Linked DNA regions of Homo sapiens: regions 1, 2, 4, 5, 6 and 7 are each linked to region 3. The links are chromatin loops, found by intact Hi-C in ENCODE. Cell type or tissue: PC-3. All regions are shown on one strand.

The links. Hi-C counts contacts between places; a loop is a spot of excess contacts. Peaks named below come from ENCODE experiments on the same cell type or tissue, not always from the same donor. Only the 100,000 strongest peaks of a DNase experiment are listed, where the experiment ranks them.
Region 1: it touches region 3 in a loop (14-fold over the local background); 14 of 110 quality-filtered maps call a loop at or near these places.
Region 2: it touches region 3 in a loop (2.7-fold over the local background); 4 of 110 quality-filtered maps call a loop at or near these places.
Region 4: it touches region 3 in a loop (4-fold over the local background); 10 of 110 quality-filtered maps call a loop at or near these places.
Region 5: a loop joins it to region 3, with 3 times the contacts of the local background. A loop is called at or near these places in 2 of 110 quality-filtered maps.
Region 6: a loop joins it to region 3, with 17 times the contacts of the local background. A loop is called at or near these places in 16 of 110 quality-filtered maps.
Region 7: it touches region 3 in a loop (4-fold over the local background); 10 of 110 quality-filtered maps call a loop at or near these places.

What each region holds. Positions count from the first base shown.
Region 1 is chr1:214,807,084-214,811,083 of GRCh38, reverse strand. No RefSeq gene overlaps it. Among named protein-coding and RNA genes, the nearest start is that of CENPF, 210 kb to the right of the region's middle. In PC-3, a CTCF peak has its summit at 2,036 (motif pointing left); a DNase peak (open chromatin) is centred at 2,023.
Region 2 is chr1:215,074,435-215,078,434 of GRCh38, reverse strand. It overlaps a transcript of KCNK2 not described here. Among named protein-coding and RNA genes, the nearest start is that of KCNK2, 6.3 kb to the left of the region's middle. In PC-3, a CTCF peak has its summit at 1,911 (motif pointing right); a DNase peak (open chromatin) is centred at 1,924.
Region 3 is chr1:215,144,169-215,148,168 of GRCh38, reverse strand. All of the region lies in intron 3 of KCNK2 (potassium two pore domain channel subfamily K member 2), which reads right to left. Among named protein-coding and RNA genes, the nearest start is that of KCNK2, 63 kb to the right of the region's middle. In PC-3, a CTCF peak has its summit at 1,718; DNase peaks (open chromatin) are centred at 938 and 1,708; H3K4me3 peaks cover 368 bases; H3K27ac peaks cover 673 bases.
Region 4 is chr1:215,515,664-215,519,663 of GRCh38, reverse strand. No RefSeq gene overlaps it. Among named protein-coding and RNA genes, the nearest start is that of KCTD3, 50 kb to the left of the region's middle. In PC-3, a CTCF peak has its summit at 1,885 (motif pointing right); a DNase peak (open chromatin) is centred at 1,863; H3K4me3 peaks cover 646 bases; H3K27ac peaks cover 422 bases.
Region 5 is chr1:214,900,392-214,904,391 of GRCh38, reverse strand. No RefSeq gene overlaps it. Among named protein-coding and RNA genes, the nearest start is that of KCNK2, 180 kb to the left of the region's middle. In PC-3, no CTCF peak of the experiment used is centred here; DNase peaks (open chromatin) are centred at 1,271, 1,551 and 2,481; H3K4me3 peaks cover 1,643 bases; H3K27ac peaks cover 3,269 bases.
Region 6 is chr1:214,657,231-214,661,230 of GRCh38, reverse strand. It overlaps CENPF (centromere protein F), which reads right to left. Exons shown (of 20, transcript NM_016343.4): 18 at 3,822-4,000; 19 at 2,203-2,381. Among named protein-coding and RNA genes, the nearest start is that of CENPF, 56 kb to the right of the region's middle. In PC-3, CTCF peaks have their summits at 144 and 2,217 (motif pointing left); no DNase peak of the experiment used is centred here.
Region 7 is chr1:215,524,262-215,528,261 of GRCh38, reverse strand. No RefSeq gene overlaps it. Among named protein-coding and RNA genes, the nearest start is that of KCTD3, 41 kb to the left of the region's middle. In PC-3, CTCF peaks have their summits at 1,316 and 1,517 (motif pointing right); a DNase peak (open chromatin) is centred at 1,551.

The DNA.
Region 1 (4,000 bases), 340 kb after region 3:
GATTCTGACCTGCAGAACTGTAAAATAACAAAGTTTTGGTGCTTTAATCCACCAAGTTCATAGTCATTTGTTACAGCAGAAATAAAAATCTATACACATGGACACAGTTCCCACAGCTTACATAGAGAACCTCAGGCAAAAACATTAAGTTCTTATTTCTTGTACAGTACTTAGTCTATGCAGCCCCTTGGGAACACCATGAAATATGGCTGTAAATATACTGACCCTTCCTGAGGATCCTCAAATGGCTACCATGGCCGTAACTCACTTCTGAAAGTTTCCTGACATCTACATCTCCATGCACTGAACTATGCAGCCCTAACGCCTTGGAAGTAAATAAAGTAGGAAAGAAAACCTGATGTAAGGTGATCAAAGTAGTTCACCTGAAGCTTATCTGGTGATAAGTGACCCAGGAGAACGCTATATTTTGACACAATCAAATCCTCTATTTGACACTAAAAGAGTCATCAGACAGAGGGTTGTTGGAAAGAAGAGACAGAGAAAAATGATAAAAAGAAGGCATTCAGAAGCTTACAGAAGGCATGAGTACAACCAACAAGTTAGCAGAAATGTTGATATTGAAAGAAGGACAAAATGAGGAAACCACAGGAAGTTATTTGATGATGGTAGGAGCAAAAGAAGCAGAGTGTCCACAATTGTCCAACAGGAGAAGGAATCAAAAAACTCCTCTTACAGAGGGGGCATGAGAGAACAGGACTGCATGAACCATATTGTACTGGAATAAGCTTCCAGGCTCCATGAAGCCTTCTGAGAAAGTTTCCCATTGTTTATTTCCTTTCTTTGTAAACTTATATCAAGGCTTTTTCTCCTTGGGTGAACTGACATCTCTCTTATTTTGCAACCTGAAAGAACTGAACTAACACGCAGATTCACAAGACTCTACTTGCTGAGGGTGACCTGCTCTGCTGAATGAAAAGACAATTATTGCAAGGGACCCTCTTGACTTTTGACCTCTGTGGATTTCATTTATTATTGTCTGTTGGGTTATTTATTGAGAAGCTGGCTATGATTCCCCAAAAATTACTCTGATAACCAGCCATTTCAAACATCACAGAAATGAGCAGTTAGATTAGATAAACAGGAAATCAAAAACTAACTTTAATTCTACACAACTATATCATTTAGCAATTAAATATATACATAGTCATAGTCTACTATCATTTTCAGTTGTTTCAGGGTATTATTCCTCTTTCCTCTATTAAACTATAAATTGTTGAAGTGAGAGGATCTATATTTTGTATCTCAAAAATGCAGAATAATTAACTATATACCTAATATGTATGTATTGACCCATTGCCTATTGGAAGTTTTGACAAAATAATCTTGTTTCTGAGAAAGAGGATCAAAATTCTCATAGCATAATCCAAGACCATCTCTATTTCCTTTCTACCATGAAATGCTATCCCCCTTGACCCCTCTTCATGAAGGAATCTTCTTCTAAATGTTTCAGTTACAAGAATAATACCCCAGCAATAGCAGACATCAGATCTACTACTTGGAAATGTCTTTCCTTAAAAAAAAAAAAAAAAAAAAAAAAAAGGATCTAGAGTTACATTAGGTATACACATGGCTTCCTTACCTATCTTCCAGATACAGATAAATATAGCTACCATTTGCTGAACAACTATTATGTGCCAGTCATGGTGTATACATTATAACTAATCTTAACAAGAACTGTTGTGAAAGGAAGGCACTGGTCACTACTTTAGAGGTGAGGAGCTGGACTTCAGAGGGATTAAATTGCTTGGCCAAAAGTATTCAGCTCTAAATGGCTGATTCTAAGTCAGTATGTTCCAAGTCCTCATGCCTTCCACTTTCTCATGCCTACCTTATATTCTTTGTTTACTGATTTGAAGTGCGCAAGAAAGCAGACCCTAACTATCTCAGGAAGCAGGAAGCAGGGTTATGATTCCTACTTTAATCTGTCTAATTTAATTATCAAGTGCTCAAGGAAGGTCAGTAGTCTGTGCTATAGCTTTAAGGAGAAAAGGTTTGCATTAGGACCTGGTGCCACCTATTGGTTAATCCATGAGACCAGTGAGATAGTAGTTCAGTTTCACCTCTACTCCCTACCCCCAAAATCAACCAACCTAGAGGTCATGCACGAATTCTTTAAAAATAGAAGTCATGTCAAAAACTTTTCTCTCAGTTCCATTCTTTCCCACCTTCAGTCTCCAAAATCTGTGTTCAGCCAGTTGCCGCCATGTAAAAATGACTGAATTTAGAAATCAATTCCAGTTCTCCAATTAACTACTATAAACTCTGGGGAGGTGAGTTGGTTTCCTTGAGTCTGAGTTTCTCACCCACAAAATAAGATGATACCTGCCTTCCTTCATACCGAGTTTATTGTGAGGATCATATGAGACAACATATGAGAAAGTGCAGCATAAATAAGATAGCACTTTATTGACCTCATGTTATCGCCGCCTTTCATTGCCACCTATCACTACTTTTCATTTAAAGTTTGATTTCTGTGAGAGTGCTGCTCATATGCACATCTGCCCCGTCACTACTAAATCACAGATTTCCTAAATGTATTCTTGTCTGCCTATGTCAGAGTTCATGATCTCTTTTAGATTGTGAATTCCCAAGAAAATGGGCAGAACATAGCATCTTTATGTACTCATAGTACATACTACAAGGTTGCACATATACTGGGGTCTCAAAGAGATGTTTAATTTTTTCAAATATTGTTTCCTCAATGAGCATGTGGAAACAATAGTGAGATAGTAGTTCAGTTTCACTTCTAGTGAGAATCAACTTTGAAATGATTTATTGAGAGAAAAGGGATGACTTTTAACGGCAGGTAGTATTGGAGATCCAGAGGAGTAAGGGAGGTAATGTGAGTTTCAAATATACATGGTCATAAACTCTTTTGCGAAAGAACTGAGGATGGAAATGCTGAACAAATGATCCCCTTACATTTGTCCATAATTTTTTATTTTTTAAAATTTTCTGCACAAATACTATAATTATAGAGGCATTTTGGCTAAATCACTTATCCAAAAGTTACAGTGTACAGGCATGCCTCAGAGATATTGTAGGTTCAATCCCAGACCACTGCAATAAAGCAAATATTGCAATAAAGTAAGTCACATGAATTTTTTTGTTTTCCAGTGCACATGAAAGTTATGTCTACATTGGCCAGGCGCGGTGGCTCATGCCTATAATCTCAGCACTTTGGGAGGCCAAGATGGGTGGATCACCTGAGGTCGGGAGTTTGAGACCAGCCTGACCAACATGGAGAAACCCCATCTCTACTAAAAATACAAAATTAGCTGGGCGTGGTGGTGCATGCCTGCAATCCTAGCTACTCGGGAGGCTGAAGCAGGAGAATCGCTTGAACCCAGGAGGCGGAGGTTGCAGTGAGCTGAGATCATGCGATTGCACTCCAGCCTGGTCAACAAGAGCGAAACTCCATCTCCAAAAAAAAAAAAAAAAAAAGTTACGTTTACATTATAGTGTAGTCTATTAGGTGTGCAACTGCATTATGTCTAAAAAGTGTACATATCTTAATTAAATATGCTTTATTGCTAAAAAAAAAAATGCTGAAATCATCTAAGCCTTCGGCAAGTCATAACCTGTTTGCTGGTGGAGGGTTTTACCTCAATGTCGATGGTTGACCTGGGCGGTGGCTGCTGAATTTTCGGATGGCTGTGTCAATTTCTTAAAATAAGACAACAACTAGGTTGGCAATGTCAATTGACTTTTCTTGTCACAAAAGATTTCTCTATAGCATGTGACAATGTTTTATAGCATTTTACCCACAGAAAAATTTCTTTCAAAATTGGTGTCAATATTCTCAAACTCAGCCACTGCTTTATCAACTCAGCTTAATATTCTAGATACTTTGTTGTCATTGTTCACAGTATCTTCACCAGCAGTTGAGTCCATCTCAAGAAACTGCTTTCTTTGTTCATCCATAATAAGCAACTCCTCATCCATTCATGTTTTCTCATGAGATTGTGGCAATTCAGTC
Region 2 (4,000 bases), 70 kb after region 3:
AGCCATGCGGAACTATGAATTAATTAAACCTCTTTTTTATATAAATGACCCAATCTCAGACATTTCTTCATAGCATTGTGAGAACAGACCAATTCAGTTCTAAAAAGAGTTTTATTATCTCCTGCGTTTGATCAACCATATGAACCAGGGGAGCTCCTGACCAAGCAAGAACACCAATGAATTCCAACTCTATAATACAATCTTGTCCAGCCTGCGGCCTGCAGGCTACATGCAGCCCAGGATGGCTTTGAATGTGGCCCCACACAAATTCATAAACTTTCTTAAAACATTACGAGGTTTTTTTATGATTTGCTTTTAGCTCATCAGCTAACATTAGTGTTAGTGTATTTTATGTGAGGCCAAGACAATTATTCTTCTTCCAATGTGGCCCAAGGAAGCCAAAAGGCTGGACACCCTTGCAATGAATCTTGCCACTTATTTAATCTTCTGAGCAACACAATTGCACAGGTATGAGAAGATGAAAAATAAATCACATTCATCAGATATTTACTGAGTGCTTAAAATTCTGATAAGCCATAAGAAGAAGGCACGAGGTAAAGTGGGAGTATTTACTTCTAGAGGGTCAGGGAAGGCTGGTGTAAAGAAGTGATGTAAAAATTAGATTCTGAAGATGAGATGAGCAAGGGTGGAAAGGGAAAAGCATAATGGAAAGAAAGGGCTTCCCCAACAGAGAGAAGAGCTCGGAAGAAGACTGCAGTTGGAAGAAGCTGGGAGAATTTGGAAAGCTCAGAGAGTGAGGCTTGGTGGTGGACAGTAATCAAGCTGAAGAGGCAGGTAGAAACCAGGTCAGGTGGCATCTGGATTTTAATTAATGAGACCTGGATGAATTTTCATCGCAGAAGAAATCTCATCAAGTGCATTTTAAAAAAATCCCTCTGGTTGCTATGTGCAGAACAGGTAGAAGGTGAACAAAGAATGTAAGCATGTAGATAAGTGAATTTGGACATTATTGCTTTAGCCCAGGTGAGGGTTTCATAGTGATATTGTTGGGAGTAGATTGGAGAGTTGCCAGTAGATCAACAGGGCTCTGCGTCCCTTTGGATGTGGGGAGTGGGTGGTGACAGAGAGGGTAGGCATATTCCTAGAAGTTCCAGTTTACTAAAAACTCAGGGAGAGACAACAGTTAGGCAGTACTTCGATGAAATGTCTTTCTGATGTCCTTCCAAAGGCACTTACCACCCCTTCTCATACCTGTTGTGTTTTATATGAGACTCATCCCTGATTGTGAATGGAGTGTGTGTCTTGGGCCTCAACCAATATAGTCAGAATTTCTCAGCTTCTCAACTGGTTCAGGCATGGGCCTATGACACACTCAGAAAAGCAACTTTTGCTCTATACCGCTGACCTTGAGCCTGAAAGCCTTGGAGGCTACTATGCTAAGAGGAGAGGAGAAGCTGCCTGAGAGTGAAGCAATACAGAGCAAACAGAACCATGATGACCAAGTCCAGGTGATAACATTTGACCAATCCTCCATGTCAAACCACACCTTAAGCCACATACATATTCTTCTTGTTTAAGCCAGTTAGTGTTGAGATGTCTGACACTTGATATCAAGAGCCTTAATTGAAACATTGCAATGCAAGAAATAGGAGAAAATGACAAATAACTCAGCTCTGTGGGGGGTCCCTAAGTTGACCCCCGCAATGATTCCTGCCTCATAGTATTCAGGCCCTTGTGTTTCACCCCTCCCCTCGAGTGTGGCTGGATTTACTGACTCCTTCTGATAAATAGAATATGGCACAAGTGATGGAATATCCCTTTCAGTATTAGGTTACAAACAGTCTGGGGTTTCTCCTTTGTGCTCTCTCTAGCTCTCTCTTGATTCTCTTTCTGTGGTAGAAGCCAGTTTCACCATCATAAATCAACCCTCCAGAGAGGTTCATGTGAGTAAGCCTGCAGGTGGAGCTCCTGAGGCCTTCCAACAGCCATGTAAGTGAGCTTGAAAGCAGGTCCTTCTCCAGTCAAGCCTGGAGAGGACAGTAACCTCAGGCAACACCTTAATTTCAGCCATTTGAGAGACCCTGAGCCAAAACCACACAAGTAAGATGCTTCTGCATTCTTGAGCCTCAAAAACTGTGAAATCATAAATGAGTCTTGTTTTTGCTGCTAAGTTTTGGGCTAGTTTTCTATGCACCAATAGATAACTAATACAACCTCTAAGAGTCTGATTCCAAGCCAGACTATAAAGTTTCAGACCTGATACACAAATTATTTTAAGAAGGCAATTTTTCAAAGGCCAAAATTTATTCATTTTGAAGAATTCATATTCCTAAAATTAGAATGTGTTAATGAGAAGGGAGTTGGACATCACTGGAAGAATGGAAAAGGGAGCGAAGAGGTAAATGTTAGCAATGTCCGTACAAGCATTGTCTACAATTGTAGATTTCAAACTTGAATGTACATTAGAATCACCTCCAGGGATCGTTAGAGCACAGATTATGGGGCCCACCCCCAAAGTACCTGATGCTTCTTGCCTGGGGGGTGGGCCATGAATAACAAGTTCCCCGGTTATTCTGCTGATGCTGCTAGGGCAGGGACCACACTTCAAGAACCACTGGATGAGAGGCAGGATTCTAGTTCATTCTGCCCTGATAGCTTGGTGGTGAGGAACTGGCAGTTGTGAGAAACTGGGCAGTGCTGAAAACCTGGGCTACATGGCAACTCAGGTCCTCTACCAACATGGCTGGCTAGAAATTTGTGGCAGACACTGGCACATAACAACATCCACTTTCAAGCTTAAAAGTGTGAAGTTCAAAAGTTCTTTTGATTTGCAACAGCATTACAAATTTTTTGCCATTTATGCCAATAAATATATGTATTCATTCAGTAAACCAGTACTTATCAAGCACCTACTATGTAGCAGAAAGAGATTTTCCAGTATTTGGGGATATAGTGGTCAAAAAGATGCAACAAATCCTCGTCATCATGGAGTAAACATACTAAGGAAAGAATGACACTAGTGAAACTGTGTCCATATCTATTCAGTAAAACACCATTGAATTCCTGAGTGGGTTTCAAATTAAAGTGCCTCACCCTGAAATTTTTTTAAATGTTACTTTACCATAAAACTTTACAAAATTCATTAAAATTGGCTGGTTCATTTCATACAAATAAAAATTCCTAAAATATATGACATTCAACAATATCTTTTTAACAGCTTTGCATATTTGCTTACATTAAAACAAACATATACACCCAAATATATGAAGAAAGGTAAGTTTTTAAATGTAAACAATGGTCTTTGCTTTATAATAATAGTTCTTAGTCTGATATGATTTCTTTTTAGTTTTGAAAATTCATGCAGGTCAAAACACCCATGTTTTGCATATGAAGATTAGTGCTTTAACCAGTGTACATACAGCATATGTTAATTATTTAAATTAAGATAACATTCATATTTAACTTTGCCCAACAGAGAATAAGATATTGAATAAGGGCATTATAATAAAAAGAAATCTTTATTTAATGATACTCTGTTATACCAGAATAAGTTCAGAAAACATTAGAATTTACTCCATTTTCGGGAGGAAATTCTGCTGTGGGATTTCTTTTTCCCTTTCAAAGCTGAGTGACATAATAAACTCTCACTAGGAAATGAACACAGCATATTTAGACTTCAACGTTTCTTACCTCTGGCATCACAGGTAAATCCTCCACCGACAATCCTCCACCAACAATGAATTTGTCAGATAATTTTTTAAGTGTGCCAATACTAGGCAAAGCAATTATATCAAATGTGATGCTTTTTAAAAGAATCAGCCATAAATCCAGAAGGAACTACAGCATTCTCAGTGTTTCTTGATGACTTTCATTATCTAATGAATTTCTAGCACATCCAGTACTTTATTTGAAACTTATATTTGTTGTGAACATTTGCCAGTCCAGCATTTTGCCTTCACCTGAGATCACAAATTCTGTTAGCACTGAATGTGGCTTTATGAAGAGCAAATCAATACAATTTCCCTTCTAAAATGAATTC
Region 3 (4,000 bases):
AGTTGAGGCTGCAGTGAGCCATGATCACACCACTGCATCTCCCGCCTGGGCAACAGAGCAAGACCCTGCCAAAAAAAAAAAAAAAAAAGGAAAAGAAAATAAAAAAATAATAATTAAAATATCATTTCAATACAGAACCATTTAAATTACTTTAGAGGCAGAAAAACAACATTAATAATACAGGGCAAAAGAGTTGAAAGTAGGATGAGAAAAAAGAGCAACATACATTTAGGAGATGCCCTCAATAAGCAACCTAAAAAGAGCAAACCTTTTAGAAATCAGAGTGAAATGACAATCACATCTCGTGTTTTTGTTTGTTTGTTTTTTGTTTTTTGAGACAGAGTCTCACTCTGTCACCCAGGCTGGAGTGCAATGGTGCAATCTCAGCTCACTGCAACTTCCATTTCCTGAGTTCAAGCAATTATCCTACCTCAGCCTCCCAAGTAGCTCAGATTACAGGCACCTGCCACCACACCCAGCTAATGTTTGTGTTTTTGTTAGTATAGACAGGGTCTCACCATGTTGGCCAGGCTGGTCCCGAATTTCTGACCTCAGGTGATCCGCCCGCCTCAGCTTCCCAAAGTGCTGGGATTACAGGCATGAGCCACTGCGCCAGGCCACATCTCGTGTTTTTAGAAAAGTGAGTCAAAGCTACTGTTATGCAGAGGAAAGAGCCTAATCAAACACTGAAGAAGAAATATGATTCCAGAAAAATATGATTCTAATTACAAGACAATATCTTTGTGAAAAGATCTGTTCATTTTAGAATTTTCACACATCGTACACTGTTCCTCTATAACACCAGTTTTAAACTAAGGATCCATAGCAAAATCATATATGGAACTTTAAAAATCCACTTCAGAACAACTAAATTATTTTCTTCTGGAAAGGGAGGATGGTACATGTGCATTTTAAAATACCTACAGAGGTGATTCTGATTCATGCCCCTGTCATAGATGCAAGGTTTATGGGTCGCAAGCTATATGAGGCTCTGTAGGAAAAAAAATGAATAAAAATTAAAAAGAAGACCCATACAAATGAGGAGTCTTAATTTTCAGTCTCGAGGTAAACCTGCCTCTGTCTCTTTGTACATAGAACAATATTGATTAGATTTATCTCTTCTAGACAGCTATGACATCACTCTATTACTATATTTTCATCAATAATAAAATAATTTTCATTACCAATAAAAAGGGTAATTGCGAATATTTCTTGAATGCTCACAATCTCACTGCATATCAGATACCATGCTGATCCCTTCATGTGTACGCTTATTTTAACTTGCTCAACAATCCTACGAGGTTTAAGTACAACTAGTTATCCCCACTCTCTGAATGTGGAAAGTGAGATTTACTGAAGTGAAGTAATGTGTACAAAGTTAAACAATTGTTAAATGTTAAAGCTGAGATTTAAACTATTAATTCAGTTGCTTGGAGCAAGTGTTTGAGATTAAGGCGAGAGATATGGGTCCTCAAACTTAGCGTTTTTCTCAGTTGCATAACTACAACATATAAATCTGGTTTGGGACATGCCATTCTGCAAATATGCACTGTTTTACCTTGTCAGACTGGGAAAGTATGTATATATAGGTGCATCAAAACAAATGCATTGATTAAAGTAGGTAAATCAAAGGGATGTTTTGACATTTTGTGTCAACTTTAAGTGATCAAACTTCCTCTTGGCCCAGAAACAACCGCGCCTGCAGTTCAAACAGTATTTCACAAGATGGCTCCCTTGCTATTTTTAGTTGCAACTTACATAATAAAATCCTACATGACAGTTGTAAATTTCAAAATCTATAGGAAGTTACAAGTTTCTTATGTTATTTTTTGAATGAGCTTCTACCAAACATTTTTTGGTAGCAAGATACATTCATATAACCTAGAATTGCAGCTAAACGTTGAAGGGCTATTCCTTTGCAAAGAAATTTTGCCAAAGAACAATAATAATCTACCTGTAGATTGTTTCCAAACTTTCCCAGCTGTTTCCTGAATACATTTGAAATGCATGCTGTTCTCATAGTCCTTCTCAGGCTCCACAAGTGTCTCACAGTGAGAATATTTAACTATTCTGGATTTCATTTCGAGTGTTTAAAGATATGCATTTTGTTAATAAAACACGAGCACTAAATATTGGCCAACTATTTTATCTGAAGCTCAAGCCAATCAAGAGAGAACTGTTCAAGGCGTAATAAAATTATATTTCTGTCAATTGCTGTAAATTCATGTGTTATTTAAATACTGATGATCTGATTCTCCTCTTATTCCAAGAGGAGAAGAAAAATAATTCTGTAGCATTAAGGAAATGGAGAACTATTTCTTAGCACAAAATTTGAGTAACTTAAGTTTTCCTGTGTATTGAAAGAGATCATAAATTAGGAATCTGAACTTCTATCACAAAGCACTTTCTGGAAATCACACTTTAAAGAGTATTGTTAAAAGACTTTTCCAATATAATTTGATGTTGTATTCCTGACCAGACTTGGCATCAAACAATAAACCATAAAATCAATAAATAAAAGTCTACTATAGCAGTAAACTGATAGAACTATATAATTCCTCTGTCATCAAATTGTCCTAAAGTAACACATTAGACATAACATATATTTTTTTCATTTTAGAAAGCTGGATCTTGGTGGACATAAGTAATCTAAAGTGCCAAGAAATCCATGCTATCTTTGATTCACAGTAATTTTTCTCAACTGCAAATAGACTTATTCAAATTTATTTTCAAGTGTACTGAAGGTAACGTAGCATAGCAGTTAAGACTTCAGGCTCTAGAGCCCAGGTGTCTTGGTTTAAATCCTAGCTCTGCTACTCTGTCACTGAGAAAGTTACACACTGCTATGTGCCTCAGTCTCCCCATGTATAAAACAGTAAAAGGAATACATAATATAACAAACATAAAGAACTTAGCATGAAGCATGCCACATAGTAAGCAGTCCATGAGTATCAGCCAGCTAAAGTCACTTTCATGGCCACCAAGCATAGCTCAGGTAGTACCACTGAAGCTCAGAATAAGGGTCTGATGTCAATAAAAAATAATGGTGGCAATGATGATGATGCTAATGATGATAGCACTTTCTCTCCTGAAACATATTTCAAGTAAGGAGTGGTTGAGTCAAAATTCTCTTTTCACACTCTTCACTTTGCAGAATACGCAACCATAGAAAACAGCTACTTGATATTCAGTCAAATAATCTGTGAAATGAAGTGCTCTAAATTACTGTTCACCTTTCATTCTCCTAGCCAAACAGACATTAGCAGCTGTGAGAATATTTAATCCTTCATTAGTAAGTGGTATAATAATTTTATGACAGCAAAGCCTGTTATTTTGAAGGCGTTAACTTTGACATCCCTCACAGAATTGCTCGACCGTATCTTGTTTAAGATGGCCTATTAATTTTTATATTCACAATATAAACCACCACGAACTGAGGTGGGAAAAGCCTCTGAATTTTTTAAGCAAAATCATTAAATGTAAGCATAGACACAGCCAATAGAATTCTGACCCCATCACTACACAAAGTGGAAAACTGAGGCCAAAAAAAATGAAATATTGGTGGCAATAAGGCAGAATAGATTGAAGAGATAAAACTCAAGGTTTTCAAGTACTGACTGTCTATATTGAATATAATTTTACTTGAAATAAGGGTGTAAGGAACGAGCCGTGCCTTGACTATTACCTTGTGGTAGCAATTCAAAACTCATCAACTACTGTCTGTCTCAGACAGGAGAGAGAAAGCAAGTGACAGCCAACCCACCTGAATGATGTGTAACTATACAGATCCTGAATCTGAGTGATGACAGCTGAAGTTGGGTCATTTAGATGAAAGGCTACATCACTAAAACCATTAAGGGGCATCGATTAAACTCAATTTAATGCAATATCCATTACCATTTTTAAAATTCATCTCTGGTATGGGATTCGGCTCCCATGTACACTTTTATTTTGACAAATATCTTCAAAATAATTTATTTCTGTATCTTAGTTTTTAAAA
Region 4 (4,000 bases), 370 kb before region 3:
GATCTCTATTTTAACGTTAATGCTGGTCAGTTGTGTCTAAACTGCAAGAGGGTGGGAGTGTAATGAGGCATGTCTGACCTCCCATTCCATCATGGCCTGGAACTCACTTTTTTACGGTTTCTCTGAGGTCCCCTTGGCCAAGAGGAGGTCCATTTAGTCAATTGGGGGGCTTAAGATAGTATTTTTAGTTCTCATAACTAAGCAAAAAGAGAATAATATTGCAAGCATGTGTAAAGATGAGTAGTTCTAAACTGAAATCTTGTGAAAAATGCAATATTCTTAATTATATTGTCACTTTCTATTAAATATGGTAGTTATATTTTTAGTAACTCATTTTAATAGATAGTAGGAACAAATTTTATCTTAGATCATCTGTCACTGACCATTGAGGAGGCCATTGAACTTGGTGGGCACACATACTCCAGTTGCTAAGGATTGTGGCTCTGACCACCAAATTTCATCAACCCTAAGATGCTATCATCTGTAAGGTGTGCTAATGTTTGCTAAGTTGCACTAAGAAAAAAAACTGCAAATAAATGCTTTTTCAAATAGTGTTCACTTTTATACTCACAAAAGATATTTTTTAAACTTATTTAAACATAAACTTTTATTACATATTACTCTTGTACAGAGAAAAATGTAAGTGAAATAATTGCTTAAGGCATTCCTAAAACCTCTTCACCTTTACAGTTTATTTTTACAGTTTTTTTTTTGGTCTCAAAATCATTAAGATCAGTATCTCCATCAAGACTTCACTACTGTCAGTAAGATTTTCTTACAAGCTGCTGCAGAAAGTATTGGTGATGAAGCTTTCTTGATCTGACCAGGAAGTGCCGAAAGAAGGTTTTTAGATGTCAATCAGGAAGGACACACCTTCCTCAAATGGCCCTTAAGTGATTTATCAGCTGAAGCATCAAGATTGCAGTTATTCAGTCATATTGCAAGGACCAACAACCATGTTTGTGGGTAGATAGTTAATAATAACTGGATCACGATTGCAATTTGGCTGAGAGTGATGTGTGAGAAAGCACATGTTGGTAAGATACCAATTTTAGGAATCCTCAAATTTGAAAAAGTGTGCCTTAAAAATGATGAAATATGCCAATTTTAAGAATTCTCAAATTTGAAAAAATGTGCCTTAAAAATGATGACCTATGGAAAGTAAAACAACAACAACAACAGTTTATCAGGCTATTCCAGATAGAATTTTGCTTATATCTATATAATTTATTCTACATACCAAGGAATCTGATTTCTTTTCTTTCAAACTTTGATGCCAGGAAGGTGGTCCTGCATTGTAGACTTGCATTTTACAGTCATTAGAAAGATAAGTTATAAAAGTGCTATCAGCTGACACATACCAGTATTTAACATACGCTTGATACTGTTTTAAGTGCTTTGCAAATATTAACTAATATCATTCTCACAACTACCAGGAGAGGTATATATTGTTATTCTCATTTTACAGACGCAGAAACTGATGAATAGAAATTAAGTTGGCCAAAATTGCCGTGCTAGTAAGTGGCAGGACTTGGATTTAATCTGAGGGAATCTGGTTCCCGAGTCTTCACTCTGGTGTAAATACGTTATAAATGCAAAAAATTAACATTTACAAATCTATTTATATGCGAGATATTATGCCACAACATCTGATCTGGCTTTTAGTTCTAAGTCTAGCTTAGCATCTGACTCCTATTCTGTCCCTGGATTTGAGTTTAATTCCTTGGTAAGAAAACAACTTCCTGTGAATAATAGAATCTGGGAACCAGTTTTGAGGTTTCTCAACTTCCGCACTATTGACATTTTGGGTTGAATAATTCTTGTCGTTGGGGTTGTCCTGTGCATTGTAGGAGGTACAGCAGCATCCTTGGTCTCCACCCACTAGATGCCAGTAGCACTCCAAGCTGTGAAGATGGAACAGTCTCAAGACATTGCCAGGTAACACTTTAGGGAGCAGAATCACCTCTGGTGGAGAACCCCTAAGTCAAAAGTACAGTGGGTACAGAGTAGTTTTCATGGGTCTGTTAATTGATGGGGGATTTCTCACATATGGTGCGTAGGATTCTAACTTTGCAATGACTAAGCAGAAAAGAAGGGTTTATATAATCTACATAAGTATGTCTTCGTATAGATTTCACCAGTGAGGAAAGGGGAAGAGGTGAATTATGATTCATGCTAGCAGATGGAGGAATAAACAGAGGCATTGCTAACATTTTCCTGCTGGACTTCTGCAGTATTTGAATACATGAATTTTTAAATATTGGAGTTCAAAAAAAGAGTTTCATAAAATTGTGATTTCTTTTTAAATATTTAATCAATTTATTAATTTATTATAGGTATTTTTGAATATCTCCTTTGTACATAATTGTGCAAGTTCTCAGAATATAGAAATGAATACAATATGATCCCAGTCATCAAAGAAGCTGAACTCTAGAATGACAAAGCATAACCTTGTAGCATTGAGCTATTTTTCTAGTGAGTCTACAGAGTCCTGCTTTTAATATCACAATGCCACTGTCAAAAGATGTACAAAATTAGATAATATTTGAAAAAGCAAAACAAAAAAATACAGTTAGGTGAAAGGAATAAGATCTAGTGTTTGTACTAGGAGCAAGATCTAGTGTTAACTACAGGGTAACTATAGTTAACAATAATTTATTACAAATTTCAAAATAACTAAAAACATGAAATCAAACTGTTCCTAACTAAAAGAAATGATAAATGCTTGAGGTGATGGATATCCCAGTTACCCTGATTTGACCATTATACATTGCATGCTTGTATCAAAATATTATTACATGTGCCACATAAATACATGTAACTATTATGTAGCCATAATAATTAAACGTTAAAAAATAATTTATTGTGAAAGGCTATTAACTCAAGGCATCTGAAAAGTTCTTGTATATGCCTATTATAGAAATGGTATTTGTTTGAGTTTGGTGCTAGGAATATGGGGTTGTTTTTGCTTTTTCAAGTGAAAGTCTGATTTCTAACTACGTTACTGTGACCGAAGGAAAAAAATCATCAAAGTTCATTCTTGCCAGTGGAAATAGACAATAATTCTTGGTAATTTAATTACATATCCCTTTAAAGAGCTCTAAATACATTAGAATAAGAGAATTAAATAAAGACAAGTAGATTCATTATCATCTTTATGCTAGACTCATGAAAGAATACATATTGCTAAACTTATTGACAAAATACTGCTTAATAAAAGTAGCATATACTAGAACCTTTCTACTACGTTTCATTTTTAATCTTTTACTTCTATATATTTAAAATAACCTAAGGTAAGGAAAGAAAGTAAGATACCATTAGAGGGGACATTATGATGGACTGTTCCAATGGGAAGGTACCACCTTGTTAGCAATTAAACACTGAGCCTATGGAGTCAGAATCTGTAGGTTCAAACTGTGAGTCCATTTCTTAAGGATAAGAAGAAGTCTCGGAAAAATTACTTAATCTTTATTCATTTGTGATATCAGGATAATAATAAATACCTACCACCATAGTGCCTTTGTGAGAATGAAATAAGAAACTCATGTACGGCTTAAAATATACTGTTTCTGGCATATAACTACATATACACAAATAAAAGTTATTAACATGACTGACAAATTGATATCTTCAACCTTAAACGAGTTGGAAACCGAGTAGATTTCACACCAAATACCTAATTATATATTTCACCCATCATCTTCTGGCCTGCCTAAATCAGGGCTTCTTCCCCCTCCTCAACCATGAAGTTTCTACTAAAAATGTTAAATAGTTCACTTTTTTCCAGTATCCTTTCTAGACTTTTCTCTTGGGCTTTTCAGTATTCTTCGTGGAGTGCAGTGGCACAATCTTGGCTCACTGCAGCCTCCGCCTCCTGGATTCAAGTAATGCTCCTACCTCAGCCTCCCAAGTAGCTGGGATTACAGGCATGTGTCACCATACCCAGCTAATTTTTGTATTTTTAGCGTAGACGGGGTTTCACCATATTGGTCAGGCTGGT
Region 5 (4,000 bases), 240 kb after region 3:
TAAGACTTTAAGCAAGTTTTGTCTCCTTTGATTTTGTTTTTAAAGACTCCAACTTTTCTACTGCTAGATATAATTTTTAAGAGCTTTGCTCAAGGGAAGTTTAGGAATGTGAAATAAAACTGTCAAGGCAACAGCATGTATAAATTACATGGTATTATATTTCAAGGTGTACAAAAAGCTAGTGTTTTTGTTTTGTTAGCCTTAAGAGCACAGAGTATATGCTGTTCTCTTTGAAAACTTCAGTGCAGAAAAAGCATTAAATATTATACCAAATAGCAATTTGTATTCAATCTATCCTAACTTTTATTGCTTGTTTGGTTTTTTGTTGTTGTTGCGAGGCCATTGTATTATGATGTCAATTGCATTCATCACTAGCACTTATATTATCATAAGAAAAAAAATCATCTGAGAATAACGGCCAAAGGAATCACAGACACACAGAAAGACTGCATTTTAGACACACAGAAGTCATAGCTTAATTTCCCAAAGAAATTGAGTTGGTTATTTAATTCTGAGACAGATCTAGTTTGATTAAAAATCAAAAACATGATTCAGAAGAGCAAGTGAATTTAATATTACAGAATGATGTCACTATACTTTGTACTTTCTTTTTTCATGTAATAGTTTTTAAAAATCCTAAGAGCTAGACAACTAATTATTTGTGTACTTACTCATGTGCAAATGTTGATCACTTACCCCATTTTTGTTAACATACCAGATAATTGGCCAGTGTCTAAGTCCATTTGTGCTGCTATAACAAAATACTTGAGACTAGGTAATTTACAAAGAACAGATATTTATTTCTTACAGTTCTGGAAGCTGGGAAATTGAAGATCTAGACACTGGCAGAATTGGTGTCTGGTGTAGGCTCTCTGCTTCTAAGATGGCGCCTTATTGCTGAGTTCTCACACATCAGAAGGCAGAAGGGCAAAAGGGACTAGGGCACTCCCTTCAATCCATTCATAAGGTCACTAATATCATTCATGAGGGTTCTACCCTCATTACTTAACCATATCCTAAAGGCCCAACCTCTTAATATTGTCATACTGGTGATTAAGTTTCAACATATGAACTTTGGGGGCACATTCAGATCACAGCATCGAATACAAGTCTTATACCATATTTGTTCACATATCATGAATAGCCACTGAATTGTTGAGAAAATAGCCATTAACTATGATGGGGTTATCCTAATTAAAAGAATTTGTTTTCAAGCACAAGGAATTCTTGACTTGGATCTGGTCTATCCTAGCCACCTAGCTGAGTCATCTCTGACTAACTATTTAGCCTCTTTAAGTCACAGTTTCTATATTGCACAAATTAAACAGTGCAAACTAGTCAGGAAAGTGAACTCAAAATTCTAGGTGAATTTCATGGAATTTTGGTTTGTTTGTTTTTCTAGTGTTTGTTGGTGTTGGTGTTATTGTTGTTTTGGTGTATCCTCCAAAATAAATCTCCTTAAGACCACTCTTACCTTTCCTTTTTCACAGCATGTCTATGGATGTGTTAGATGGCAGGCTCAGGATACTTCGTATTTGTTATCAGAGCTATGCATTTCATTGATGAGTAATACAAGTTCAAGAACATGATTTCCTCTTTTAAGCAGGGAAATTTTTACCAGTGTTTTCCCATCCTGGACATCAAGCCACTTTATCTACAAGCATTTTCTCTTCACTTATTCATTAATGATATCTTCTTTGAAAGTTATTTGCTGAGTTTGGTGATGTTTTTTATTCTACCTATAAAAATTGTAAGAGTTTTCTTCAGAAAAATAGGCTGAGACATTGAGTAGAACATTGAAGACATTGATTTCAATAAATCTTGTGATGTAATTTCAAGAATACAAGAACTTCTACTAAATTTGATCCTTGCCTTACAGGAATCATCAAAACTTCAAAATCAGTTAACAGCAAACTAAAAAACAAATCAAAAGAAAATAATTAGGATATATGCTACCCAAAGCCATTTTAATTCATTATCTTTCTGTTTCATTATGTTTTCTCCTAATCACCAATTTTTACATAATAGTAAAGAGATATATTTTGCCATTAAAATGTATTTCAATATTTGCCAATTCATTGCATTTATTGTAATCAATTACAGTAAATACTATCCAGCCTTTATTTCTCATGAGTAGTTGTTTCTACACAATCTATGAAAATTCCAAGGTACAATACAATGTTGGAATTCTATCACCATATTCCTTTCTTGGTCTCTAGTCAGTAGGGAAAAAAAATCCACAGAATTGAGCTAAATTGAACAAATTATCAGCTTTATTTATGGATCTCCGGGAACAGCTAGACTGAACACTACAGCAGTGCTGCCTCCTTCCACTCAAGTTTTGGAATTCAGGATCCACACTATTCTGACTCAAACGTTAAGTCACAAGTGAGGAAGTTATAACTGAGACAGTAAAGATCTGACTTGGATTACTCATTTCATGATATAGAAATACAGAAATGTTTGAGTGCAGGTCTTTCCAAGAGATTGACAGAAAGCTAAGAAAGAACTGGCAAAGTCACCCTGCTTTGGCCCCACCCTCTGATTAATGCAGTTGATATGCAAGTCAAACTTCTCTCTCTCTTAAACAGAGAAGACACTTCTATGGGGAGGCAGGAGGGAGAGTTAGAAAGAGAAATCTCAATTGTTCCCTCCCAACTTGTCATCTTCCTCCACTTCCCTAGCTGCATAGTGGAATGTATTTTCTCTAATGAAAACATTTGGACAGTTACATCATTCGTATATGCTTCCACACACACAAACACACACATACACATACACACTATTATCCTTAGTTTCAAAGGGTGGTTCTTAGGTGGCAATATGTGGAGGCTTGATTTGAACGATTAACAAGTAAATATCCCTTTTATTAACTCAAGCAGCATACACTAAGAGTTCCAAGACAAAGTTCTCAGTACTCTGGAGCAGAGAAAAGCAGAAAGGGATAAAATGATGCACAGCTAAATAACAAACAAATGACTTCAAAGAGATTACAGTAAGTGTTTCAAATATAGGAACACTGACCAATTAGTCTTTTGTTTGATTTTTAGTGCCTAGAGCTTGTCGAGGTAAATTCTTAAATTATGAATGGCACCATACGAAGAAGTAAATAATCGTGAGCAAGTCAAATGTACATCTAATGAAAATTTTAGAAGAAAAGAAAATAAATAATAAGACAGAGGCAATATTTGAAAAAAAAATATTGCCAAAAGGTAACAAAAGTCACCAATTCAATAGATCTAATAATACACCAAATCCTGCATAGGCAAAATAAAAAGAATTCCTATTCACTCATATTATGTTGAAAGTTTAGAACACCACAAAAATGAGAAGGAGTAAAAAGCAACCATGAGAAAAGAAGGCAAATCAGACTGCCAATTACATATCAAAAAGAACAGCAGAAGTTGGAAGATGGTATAATAGCATTTTCAGTGTTGAGAGAAAATCATTGTCATCCGATTATATCCAGCAAAAATACCTATAAATAATAAGGCCTCTTGAGTAGCTGGTATTACAGGCATGCACCATCACGCCTGGCTAACTTTTGTATTTTTAGTAGAGACAGGTAGTTTGGCCAGGCTGGTCTCAAACTCCTGACCTGAAGTGACCTGCCCGCCTTGGCCACCCAAAGTGCTGGGATTATGGGCATGAGCCACCACACCCGGCCTAAAAAATATTTTCTGATAAGTAAAACTAAAAAATTTACCTTCAGAAGGGATGTAGACCTTCACTAATAACATTCTATTAGGAGTTCTTCAGGCAGCTAGACATCCTTATAAAAAGGAAAGTCTGAAAACCAAAAAGGTAGAAAGAAAAACCTAATTTGTAATAATAAAAGCTTTAATTCTCCAGGAAAATATTCAAATTCTAAACTTGTATGCATAAAATAATATATCTTCAAGATACATAAAGCAAAAATTGACAGAATTACAAAGGGAAAAAGAAAAATCTACCATTGTGAGAGCAATTTTAGTACAACTCTTTCTGTAACTGATAAATC
Region 6 (4,000 bases), 490 kb after region 3:
GCACAAAATTGCTTAGCAATTCATAACTGCTGGTGCCTACTGAACAGCATGTAGCTAATGCACTGAACAAAATCTGCAGAAACCATGGTTACTACTCCCTACTCAGCAGATTCAACAGCAGTGAGGAGAGCAGGCCCCCTAGCGTGCAAAGCTCTTTTTCCTAGATAGTAAGTCTGAACGCCGCATGCAAACTGCTTTTACCATCAGTTCTTCGCAACAGAAAAAAAATGACTTGTGATGATTTCATAAGACCATTTCCTAGCATGCCTTTATAAACATCTATTAATGCAATCACTTCAGGACATTCACAGTTCCATTCATTCAGTGAATATTTGTTGAATGTCAGACACTGCATAGACATAAACTATAGATGTAATCAGTAACCTCACAGAACTCAGATTGCAAATCAGAAGACAGATATTTAAACAAGAGATTACAATAAAGTGAGCTGCCTAAAGACAGTGGAGGCATAGAGTACCAGCTATATGTCATGGTTTTCTAAGAGAGTCAAATACTTCGTTTGATCTCCAGAAGTGTGAGACAAACAGGAATGGATGTTACTTTTTACTGAGGTTTGGGAAAGGGTGGCTCCCAGTCACCCTTCTGAGAAAATGGTATGGCCCATATCGGGACCCTAAACCTGACTTCTCCTGTATTCAGTATCCAGTGGATATCTTGTAGTTGACAGCTTTGGACAAGCTTGGTAGCTCCACGGTTTAGGGGCACTAGTTGCTTAAAAGAGAAGCTGTTCTCATGTTCATTGGAAAGTCAGTATATTCAGTATATTAAATATATATTCTCCAGTATATACTTCAGTATTTTGTTGTTGGCAGCATGCCAAAGTTAAATCCGAATGTGAGTAACAGAGAGAATTTGGTAGGGGAGGGGAGAAAAATTTGCACAAAATGGTAGACTATTTCTAATAAGAGTAACAAATGGGTCCACTTTAGTGAAAGAAAATCTCAGAGCATTCTTCTTCATACTTGAAGAAAAATTTTAATATAATGTATATGATGAACAAATTTATTACTAAGTATAATTCCTTAATGCTTATAGCTCTTATACATCAACAAAAAGAAATTTGCAAATCTGTTGTTGTGATGTTTAGATCAAGAAATCTAAATATATTGTACTCTTTAGATCGCCCACGTGTAACCACCAATGTGTTCATATTTGGTATCCCAAATCCTAAGAACGTGCTTGCTCACTTATGAATTATCACATTACACAAATAGGGGTTATTACACTTTCAAAGCTTTGTTTTCTGGTTCAAGGTTATCAGCTCGCATACTTGATCAAACTCTGACAAGTGAGCAATCAAGGTAAAATCACAGACTGTTCAAACTCTTTGAAGCTATTCCAGCAACTTCCAAAAATATCCCCCTAGTCCCCAGTCTGAGAAACACTGGTATCGTAGAAAGATCAAGACTGTGGAGTTGAGAGGAAGTAGGGGTTCACACTGGGAGGTTACATCTTTATGAGTCTCACGTTCTTCACTCTTTTATAATACCACTTACTGTGAGAGTTCAATAAAATGAGAAAGATAAATAAAATGCATATACTTTGCATACTTAAATGGCAGCTGCTGGTATGGATCATAGTAACAGGAATAAAGATCTGTTAAGCAAATATTCTCTATGCTCTACATAACATTTTCTGGGATGTTGTAGGGTACACAGAAGTCACTAAGATCCTGTTGTATCCTCAACAATCAAAATAGAGAGATCTATAAACAGAGTTCCTTTCCTTAGATATCTATTGAAATATGTGCTTTTTTTTTTTTTAAGAAAGTAAAGGATTAATAAAAACAATAAAGAATTAGCAGCTGGGGGCAGATAAGTGAGAGTAAAGTTTGAAACAAACAATGACTAATACCAGTGGCGAAAGGGAAAATTACCTCTTCAAATCCTTCATCAGTAACGCCTGAAACTTTCTTAGAAATCCACTGAGTTTTGATGTAACAATGCCATTTTCCATCAAACTACATATAAGCGGCCTGTTGACTGAAGGATGAGATCATGTACCCTGATACTGTAATGCTCACCCGGTCACTTGCTCACTACTGACTGACTTACACCACACCAAGAAGGTCAGACTTTTTGAAAGCGCTCCTGAATCGGGGGTGCAGTGTCCAATCCTCACCCAGGTACTACTGCAATTTTCTGGATCTCAAACAGTAGACGGATGTTGACAGTAGTTTACCTTTTGTGATCTGCTGCCACCAGCTGTTGGTTTGGAGGACTCTGCAAGATTTTCTTTGCCGAGACTCAGTGGGGATAGCGCTAACTTCTGTGCAGCCAGGCGGGGGCTGGTCCGAGTTGCCATGGTTGTTCTTCGCAGGATATATGGGCTAGTCTTTCCTGTCGGGATGTCAGCAAACCCTAAGGGCAAAAAAAATAACTGTCAGCACTGCTAGGTCCAATTCTATCTACAGTGGAAAAGATATTCATTAGGTGGTTTTAACAAGGATAATGCAAACTCCAAAAAATACTTTGTCCTAGCCACTGTGGTCAATGGATTACACTTCACAGTTGCCCTGGGAGTCACCAAATTGAATCAAATAACTTAACAGGTTTTTCTCTTATTAGAAACATAGAAAACAACAATGGGAGAAGAAGGGGAAAATAACACTACACAGAAAAAATTTTTTCTGCTTCTATCTTCTATGTAGATGTTTTATTTTGCATTTTTCTAAGATCTAAAGAATGCCAGCAGGCCTTATTGTAAAATTGGGTTGGGGAAAAAAGGAGGGTATAATGGAAAAATAAAAGATAAAAAAAAAAAGAAAGGGAAAGGGGGGAAATGTAAAATGGTAACAGCTACTTCAGGCCAGCACTCTCATGTAGGTGGGAGGAGAGAAACTGACCTTTCTAAAGGTGATTTCACACTCACTCACGTTGTCTCTTTCCACAGAAGGAAGTGACATGACTTTGGATGACCCAGGAAAGAAAGTCAATCCCAGGGATACTAAGAGTTAGTGTATCAACACACACTCCAGAACTGCATTCAGGGCTAACTAAAGCAGCATTTGTTTTTGTTTTTTTCACACTTTAACTACATATAAAAATTACCAGTGAGAGATAGATAACTATTTTTGGGCTAGAGTTACTCAGAACAATGCTTTTCAAACCATCAATGGCAAAGCATCAGTTTTGATATTTGGGGGCAGAGGGGGTTCGAAGAATTTCCAATGTGCTGTGGAATAATATTTTTGTATAATATAATGAGAACAAATCAATAGAAAACATGATATGTGCTTGGATGTTACAAAAATATCAAGTTGCTATGAAAATTTCTAAATTCCTACTTAATTACAATACATTGTTTCAGTTGGGAACCAATAACAAACAGTTCCTAGAATGGCACCAGTCCTTGGGCCAGACTTGGGGGAAAACCAAGATTAAAACAACAAAACAAAAACAAAACAAAGTGTAGTCAGTGGCTCCAGTCAGGGGGCCAGCATCACAGGGTGCACCCTCCAGCTCACCTGCTAGCTAGGTCAGACATGACCAACGGGTAGGAAACGCTGACGGGAGTCCTTAATTTAATAATTTTTTTCAGCATTCAAATAACAAATTCCAAACAGATTTTAGACAGCCATTTTTCCAATCTACCAGCTCTTTTGTTAATGTGACACAAGTAATTAGATCCTAGAGGAAAACATATGCCTCATCCATTTAAAAGCAGACTATTGCTTATGAACGTCAATGAGATTATTGCACAATAATGTAAAAAAGCAAATACTTTTGTCTTTTTATATGTGAACCATTATATGGAATTTCAAAAGAACACAAATAATTTTGTCTTTAAATTAGGCATACCTTTCTTTACAACTTCTGGAAGTCCCTCTGGCTCAAACTCAGTACCTTCCGTGTCTTCTGCAGGGTGAATACCACTCATGACTGCTTTCTTGCTTTTTTTAGAAAAGCTCTCTGGGGTAGCAGGTGTTGGTCCTCTACCATTCTCCCATATTCCACTGGATCTTTGCCTCTTGCCTGAA
Region 7 (4,000 bases), 380 kb before region 3:
AAAACAGATAGACAGATCGAATAAGACCATGTTAAAAAGAGAGAGAAGGAAAATGCACACCATATTTAGGATGGTAGTTACCTTGGGAAAGGGGTAGCAGATAGAAGGGATGGGGACCACACAGCTAGATGTGACTGATTGCCAAAGTTTCAGCTTCCATATTGGCTGTTAGGTCCACAGGTGCTTGTTACATTATTAAAATACACACATACGTACATGCATAATTAATGGAGGAGAGATATGCAGAAACCATCAATAAGTGTGCCATGAGCCAAGGATTAAGATTAATACAATTCTGTGATCTTGAGGTCCCTCAGAGAAAAAAAAATACAAATAAAAGCAAAAGCAGGCCAGATGCAGCGCTCATGCCTGTAATCCCAGCACTTTGGGAGGCCAAGGCAGGAGGATCTCCAGAGGCCAGGAGCTCAAGACCAGCCTGCACAACAGAGTGAGACCTCTGTCTCTACAAAAAGATTTAAAAATTAGCTGAGTGTCATTGTGCAGTAGTAGCAGTAGTCCCAGCTATTCGGGAGGCTGAGGCGGGAGGCTAGCTTGAGCCTAGGAGTTTGAGGTTACAGTGAGCTATGATTATGCCACTGCCCTCCAGCCTGGGCAACAGAGCGAGAAGCTGTTTGAAAGGGAAAAAAAAGCAAAAGCACATAAATGTTTTTCTAACCCACACAATCCAAAATATTTATACTTTGTATACTTAATATTTGAAAAAATATTTATATACTTTAATATACTTAATATTTGAGAAAAATGGAATCCATCTCTGCAGCAGAGCATAATCCTCCCCAAACCTTCAATTTGCTACCTTTTATTTTACATTTCCCTTCAGCTAGACAATGGAAGATGTGAGTTTATTGCTGAACCAAAGTGCGAAATACACTTCCATCATGTTAAACTACTGAGATTTAAGAGTTGGGTTTGTTACTCCATCATTAAGTAGCCTGTACTGACTAATTCATCTACATTATGAAGACCTTATGCATTTCACATTCCAAACTTACAAAACAGATGTTACTCACATCACATAAAGAACTTGTAACTTTATCAACAGAGTTAATGATAAAATAATCATCTTTAATGCATCAAGAGAAAAGAACACCAGAACTGAAGTCATCCTGACAAGTTAATTCTTTGCATGGTGGTGTTAGGTGAAATTACTGACCCTGTTATGTTTCCATTTCTTTATGTATAAAATGGAATAATAGTAAAAGTTTTTATTTTTTTACAATGTGGCTCTGAATATTGAATGAGACAAGGTGTATGAAAGCTTTAACAAATATGGCCTTCTTTTGAGGATCTTATTTTTCTTTGGAGACACTACCTCCTTGAGAACCAACAGGCCAAATAAAATTAAATTGTTATATCCTCCAATAGTTAAAAGTAAATGAGAAATTATTAACTATTAATGAACAGAAACATATTGATTTGGTATATAACAGATTAACAAATATTTTTAAGAAATATAACGAATACATGTAAGTGAATTTCTCAATTTGACCACTAGATGGAAGCATTCTCCCAAAAATTGTGCACCTTTTTTAGGCCGTTTGTCTTCTAATGCAAACACGGTACCTCTCCAATGCAATAGCTTGAAGACACGTCTTACACTTAGGAATAAACACATAATAGGATATCCCTGGATCACAATAATGTAATGCATGATTTTTAAAAAGTGATTCAACCATTCTTTTCCTTGTTTTATTTTCTGCTGCAAAACACTTTAAAGATACACGATAACAAAACAGAGTAATGGAAAAGACATAATGGAGACCTAGAAATGGCCTACCAAACACACTAGACAGAATCACCTCCCAGTTTCTAACATTGTTTTCAACCACACCTTTACTTGTTATCCTTGGGCTTGGAATTTCTTGAGATCCTGTTTCCCAGGTGTTACCTTCTTGGTCAGGTCTTCCACTTCCCCTTTATCCTAAGGGCAGAGAAGACCATCTCCTCTGTGATTCTTCCCTACATCTCTGCACCCTGCGTGCACATCTCCAGTACAGCACGAGCCCATTGTCCAATAGTTTATTCATGTGTCTGTCTCCCAATCTCTCTGGGCACTTCTGAGCACAGGGAATGGGGTCTTTAGCCTGGCAGAGGTGCCTGTTACATACAGGGAACCAATAGCAGTTTGCTGAATGAACCTTAATCTTACCTGAATATGTATAAACACTGCTACCCATTGGACTAAGATATTGTCTGACTGGTCCAAAATGTATCAAAAAAAGCTGTCTTCTTCTTCCTCTCCACACTTTTCCAATGTTGTCCGCACCCACCCAGATGCAAGTGTTAAAACAATGCTTAAAGACAAAGTTTTAAACTTCCTAAGTTAATTACATTGTTTTTGTGAATGTGGAAAACGTTTTTAAGTTTAAAGTCATTATGTTAATTTTATGACAATAATGTAATATAGAATATGTAGACAATCTTATTTAAGAACTTTCTAGAACTTATTTTATGGTTAAAAACTAATGACGTAAGCAAAACCAAATATGGTGAGTTATGGAAATTGAAGAGCATCTGAAAAGTGCATGAAATATACCATCTTGATGATCCTTTTTTTTTTTTTTTGAGACAGAGTCTCGCTCTTGCTGTGTTGCCCAGGCTGGAGTGCAATGGTGCGATCTTGGCTCACTGCAACCTCCATTTCCCAGGTTCAAGCAATTCTCCTGCCTCAGCCTCCTGAGTAGCTGGGACTACAGGCACCTGCCACCACTCCGGGCTAATTTTTGTATTTTTAGTAGAGACGGGGTTTCACCGAGTTAGCCAGGATGGTCTCGATCTCCTGACCTCGTGATCTGCCTACCTCGGCCTCCCAAAGTGCTGGGATTACAGGCATGAGCCACTGCGCCAGGACCTTGATGATGCTTTTAAGAACATCTTATGAAGTTAGAATTTTCACCTACTTCACAAGAGGTAGTTTTCTTTTCTTCTAGCCAATTTTAAAAAGCTAACTAATCTAAGCTTGTTATAATGCTAAGTCCTGTGAGCTATCTTGATTTCCTTTGTGTACAACATTTGAAGGTTTTTATTAAGATTTATCTAATATCAGTAATTACTATAAAATTGTATTTAAAAGCTACCTTTTTGGGAATGTAAATTAGTTCAGCCACGTGGAACGCAGTATGGGGATTTCCCAAAGAACTTGAAACAGAGCTACCATTTGAACCACAATTCCATTATTGAATATATATTCAAAGGAATATAAATCATTCTAGCATAAAGACACGTACATCTGTATATTCATCCCCATGCATCACAATAGCAAAGACGTGGGATCAAGCTAGGTGCCCATCAATGGTGGATTAGGTAAAGAAAATGTGGTACGTATACATCATGGAGTACTAAACAGCCATAAAAAGAATGACATCATATCCTTTGCAGCAACATGGATGGAGCCGGAGGCCATAATTCTAAGCAAATTAATGCAGGAACGGAACACCAAATACCTCATGTTCTCACTTATAAGTGGGAGGTAAACACTGAGCGCCCATGCACATAAACGTGGGAACAATAGACACTGAAAACTACTAGAAGGGGAGGGAGGAGGGCATGGGTCAAAAACCACCTATTGGGCACTGTGCTCACTATGTGAGTGCAATATACCCATATAACAAACCTGCACATGTAGCCCCACATTTAAAGTAAAAGTTGAGGATAAGGGAAAACTTCCTATACCACAGATTCTGTTTTAACACATGTAAAATACATATATTATATATGGTGAAGGGTCTTCACTAGACCAAGAATATAATTTGCATCCTTAAGGGAGTGCATACCAATAAGAAATTGATCATTAGTATTTTTCAGGCTGACATAAAAATCCCAATTTTGAATGAATAATTTAAGCAGGCATTTTAGCTTAGGTTACAGTTACAGTGTTTACTGGATTTTCTTTACTCCTAGTAATTCTTAGTCTATTGTGGAAGCATTTTCATATTGTGGTGGTAGCAAGGAAGTAATAAAAACACTAATGTTTATAGTG